Regions from separate parts of the Homo sapiens genome. Here region 2 is linked to region 1. Evidence: read pairs that join two places in POLR2A ChIA-PET (ENCODE). Cell type or tissue: GM12878. All regions are shown on one strand.

Evidence for each region. ChIA-PET counts read pairs that join two places held together with the same protein. Peaks named below come from ENCODE experiments on the same cell type or tissue, not always from the same donor. Only the 100,000 strongest peaks of a DNase experiment are listed, where the experiment ranks them.
Region 2: POLR2A ChIA-PET joins it to region 1 with 11 read pairs; 2 of 35 experiments call an interaction of 5 or more read pairs at or near these places.

Annotation. Positions count from the first base shown.
Region 1 is chr10:101,965,820-101,968,319 of GRCh38, reverse strand. The region is part of intron 20 of ARMH3 (armadillo like helical domain containing 3); the gene reads left to right. Among named protein-coding and RNA genes, the nearest start is that of ARMH3, 89 kb to the left of the region's middle. In GM12878, no CTCF peak of the experiment used is centred here; no DNase peak of the experiment used is centred here; H3K27ac peaks cover 2,042 bases.
Region 2 is chr10:102,266,015-102,268,514 of GRCh38, reverse strand. All of the region lies in intron 3 of GBF1 (golgi brefeldin A resistant guanine nucleotide exchange factor 1), which reads right to left. Among named protein-coding and RNA genes, the nearest start is that of GBF1, 22 kb to the right of the region's middle. In GM12878, no CTCF peak of the experiment used is centred here; no DNase peak of the experiment used is centred here; H3K27ac peaks cover 206 bases.

The DNA.
Region 1 (2,500 bases):
TAAAGGGTGATTTTGGCTATCACTCCTTTAGGAAACGGTGGGGGGAAAGGAGCAGGTGGTATAGGGCCCTAGAAGAAGGCAGTGGCTCCTGAGCATGCTTGGTTAGAGGCAGCTGCACAGGGACCCTACATTTCCCAAAGTCTAGGATCTGGGAACTTTCATGTGGAAACTCATTTTCATGAAAAAGAAGAGGCTGGGTGCTAATTGTGAGGTTTGCATTGTCTGCAAGAAAATGGGGAATGGAAGATGGTTGAGAACCTTATTTATTTTTTTTTTTTAGCAGATACACATTGACTGCAAGGAAAATGGTAAGGATGGAAGCAGATTTCCGTTTAAAGAAAGGATTTGTTCTATTTCTGACTCATTTAGAGGAATGTGGAGCCTTTAGTCAGTGCAGGCTGTTGACATACTGACTTGTGTGCTGTGTTCACCTGGAGAGGCTGATAGCATACAGCCAGAGCCATTTCATTTTCTTGTTTGATTCTTTGGCCTCTGTGTCAGTGAAGTGCTTAGGCTTGCATCCAGACAGATGCCTGTATTCTGAAAAGCCACCTAGAGTTGTTCCCCGCCCCCTGCTCCCCCCACGACTGAGTCTTGCTCTGTAGCCCAGGCTGGAGTGCCGTGGCGCGATCCCAGCTCACCGTAACCTCTGCCTCCCTGGTTCAAGCAATTCTCCTGCCTCAGCCTCCCGAGTAGCTGGGAATACAGGCGCACACCACCATGCCTGGCTAATTTTTGTATTTTTAGTAGAGACGGGCTTTTACCATGTTGGCCGGGCTGGTCTTGAACTCCTGACCTTGTGATCCACCTACCTTGGCCTCCCAAAGTGTTAGGATTACAGGCTTGAGCCACCGCATCTGGCTGAGTATTTTTAAATTATTCTACTGGCAGGTGTTGGCTTCAGATTCTCTCCTGCACCACTCTGCTGATTGACAGTGAGCCTGCTGATTGCTGGCAATGTCCCTGGGTAATTGGTGATTTTGTCCAGAGATGCTGGAATTGGCTAGAGTTTATAGTGCTTCCAGGGTTTTGGTGGCATGAGCTTGTTACACTAGTGCTATTTTCATCGTGTCCTTTGAGTTTCTTGACTTCTCTCCTAAGCAACTGAGATGGTAATATTATTCTTTTATTAGTCACTGTGAAATTATCCATCTCTCCTAATGAACAGGTTTTGATTTGGGTTCTGTGGTACCTAAACCTAGCTCCATGCCAGGTCACAAAATCAAGTCTGGGTGAGTGTTGTCTTTGCTGTTTGTCTTCATAGCATGTAAAAGCTGCTCAAATAGACAGCTTTCTCTGACCTGATTCTTTGGAGATATTAGTTTGTGCTCTCCTGGAGGCTGTCTCTTTCCTGTTTTTAATCTTATTTAAATGTCATTCACTTGGTTTTATAATTAAGCCTCCCCTCTCCTTTTTTGAGGCAGAGGCCTGAGCTACCACTTAATTGTGTCTTCCTGTGGTTGGCTTGTTCCTCTCTGCACCTGGTTTACCTTAATGTGGGGGACAGGTTTTAGTCCTGGAGAAGTTCTCATATCCATTATTCATTCTACTGCTACATGGCAACACAATTTGCTGCTACCTTTTTTCCCTCCTCCTGAATTCAAAGCAGGATAGAAAAAATTCTGGGAAAGTTCTCATTGTGTATTAATGCTAGGAACAGCTCTGCAAAAAAGGTTCCTTGTGGGGTGTGTGTTGGGGGCACTGTGTAAGATGGCAGGATTCTCAGATGGATCGTATTCAACTCTTCCTATTTGAAAATTAGGGTGGGCTGGGCGCAGGGGCTCACACGTATAATCCCAGCACTTTGGCCGATCACCTGAAGTCAGGAGTTCGAGACCAGCCTGGTGGAGCCCTGTCTCTACTAAAAATACAAAAATTAGCCAGGCGTGGTGGCGGGCGCCTGTAATCCCAGCTACTTGGGAGGCTGAGGCAGAAGAATTGCTTGAACCCGGGAGGCAGAGGTTGCAGTGAGCCAAGATCACACCATTGCACTCCAGCCTGTCTCAAAAAAAAAAAAAAAAAAAAAAAAAAAAACCCAAACCAAAAATTAGCCAGGTGTGGTGGTGCATGCCTGTAATCCCAGCTACTCAGGAAGCTAAGGCACAAGAATCGCTTGAACCCGGGAGGTGGAGGTTGCAGTGAGCCGGGATTGCACCACTGCACCACTCCAGCCTGGGTGACAGAGTGAGACTCTGTCTAAAAAAAAAAAAAAAAAAAGAAAAGAAAAAGAAAAAAAAATTAGATTGTCTGCTTCTATCTCTAGGAATTCACGTGGGACTTAGGGAACCATCAGAGTGCCTGGTCCTGGCTCAGCTTCCCGAACCTGTACACTCTTCTATATTCTATCTGCATGTGCATACAGAAAAGTCAGAACTCTACACACTGTTGTCATACTCTTTCAGCAGATATGATGCACAGGACTCCCCAAGGAAGGGAACATGGGCTGAAGCTGAGTGTGAGACTGATAGTTGCCTCTAGTACAGAGTCAAAAGAGAGCAGT
Region 2 (2,500 bases), 300 kb before region 1:
CTCAAGAGGTAGCTGTGCTAAAGAGGACAAATGCAATAAAAACACCAGCAACTTTGATACCCACCACAAACCACACTGTTACACTGCCCCCTAACCTTTGCTACAAAGAAATTAGGTTTCTCTGTTTTTGAGAGCTAAACTATTAAGAATGCTTTTCCCTCTTTTTACACAATTCCTTTTCTGATACATGCAGTAGAAAATGTGCCCCCTCAACAGCCAGGAAACTAGTTCTGATGGCTAAGTGTGCCTGGGTATGAGGAAGAGAAAAAGAGAGAGCTGAACCCATGAGAGGACAGATTATGCAGAGCTGTTTCTTCTCAAGAGTCTTCATTTCCTAACCTTGAGTACAAACAAATGTTTGGAAGAACTTCTTGGTTTAAAAGTGTCAAATGAAGAGCATTCATAAATCATCTGGGGAAGGCCCCAGTAAAAAGAAATGGCAAAATCAAGTCATCAAAATATAGGCCTCTTGGAGCTACCCTTTTAATATGAATAGTCCCTGGGGAAAAAAAGAATCACAGTACCTTTATTCACTCTAACTGTGCTGAAATGTCTACAAGTCTGTGGCCACTCAAGTTACAGAGATTCTAAGGTGCCAAAGTCAGTCTGACTCAAATTCAAGTCACATTCTAATGTATTACTCAACTATAGTTTTATATTATAAACCAAGAAAGTAAAACAGGGCACAGGAAATGGATACTTTTAAGTGTGCCCATTGCCTTTCCTAACACTCAGCCCTTCACAAAATTTGTCTGCCAAATTTTATCACATTTGGTTCTTTTAGTTCCTACTTAGGCCTTGAACAATTCACAAGCTCAATTCCAAGTGGAACAAAAGCTGATGACCCATTCAACCTTCTTCTCATGCTGATTAATAATGATATATTACTTTACTCCCTAAACTATAGACCCCTGTAGGAAAAAATAAAAGTAGGCACTTAATCAATAGGACTCCAGCAAATTTTTTTCATATAACATACTCGCTTTTGTTGTTGTTGTTGTTGTTGTTGTTGAGATGGAGTCTTGATCTGCCACCCAGGCTGGAGTGCAGTGGCACGATCTCAGCTCACTGCAATCTCACCTCCTGGGTTCAAGCAATTCACCTGCTTCAGCCTCCTGAGTAGCTGGGACTACAGGCATGCGCCACCGCACCTGGCTAATTTTTGTATTTTTAGTAGAGACAGGGTTTCACCATGTTGGCCAGGCTGGTCTCGAACTGCTGACCTCAAGTCATCCACCCGCCTTAGCCTCCCAAAGTGCTGGGATTACAGGTGTGAGCCACCATGCCTGGCACATATAATATACTCTTATTCAATCTTTTTCCTGACAATGACTACTAAAATCTCTTTTCTCTACACCTCCCCATTTTCCAAATGAAACAGATTAAACTTGAGGTATCAGGCATTCTCAAACAGTTTCTTTTCTACCTAAGCGGCTACTGCTAAGAGGCCCAGGCCAGACAGGTGTTAAGTCATAGTTCCTCCCAAGTTGGCTTCCAGACTCTGTTTAAATGTTCTCTGCAAACCTCTGGAGGTTAGATGGACTCAAACCTCCTAGCTCAGACTCTGAATTCACAAAGCTTGAGACAGACAGTACCCTACAGGTGTGTTTGTCCAGGATAAACTATACTTAAATAAACTCCTGACACATCCACTTTCTCCTGGCACGTGCTTCTCCCTCTTAAACTCAAGCACGCCATAACCTGCTGTCCCAGTAAGCTCTGTAAAGAAATATCCTATCCCCCAGAATTACGCTATGCAACCCACCAATGTCTTTGGGAATAGCTAAACTCTGGCCATAACAGCTTTACATGTGAAAGCCAAATAAGCAAATATGAGCTATTGTTTTTACTTATTTCTTTGGCTTGTTCCTTAAGGAAAGAGCAGGAATAAGAAAAGCTGGCAGCAGATTGCTCTCACTCATGGTCATCCATTCCATGCCTGATAGGGACCATATAGCATAAAGTAGAGGCTACAAAATGTTAGCTTTGGAATGATCAGCTAGAGTCATTAGTCCTGTCAAACCAGTGGCTATGAGGGCAGGAAGTCTGACTGATTGTTTACCATTACAGACCCACTTCCTAAGTACCTAAGAAAAATGCCTGGCACATACCAGATAGTCAATAAATATCAGTTAGAAGCAACTCAATAAGCTAGGCCCTGAAGGAATCCAAATCTTGGAGAATCCCCAAAAGAAAAGGTCTAAGAAGCTAGAACAATGTTATAGTTAATATGGGTACCTATACTGGGCCTCAAGACCACCTTAGTTTTTTTTTTTGAGACAGAGTATCGCTCTGTCACCCAGGCTGGAGTGCAGTGGCACGATCTCGGCTCACTGCAAGCTGCGCCTCCCAGGTTCAGGCCATTCTCCTGCCTCAGCCTCCCGAGTAGCTGGGACTACAGGCGCCTGCCACCATGCCCGACTAATTTTTTGTATTTTTTTAGTAGAGACGGGGTTTCACCGTGTTCGCCAGGATGGTCTCAATCTCCTGACCTCGTGAT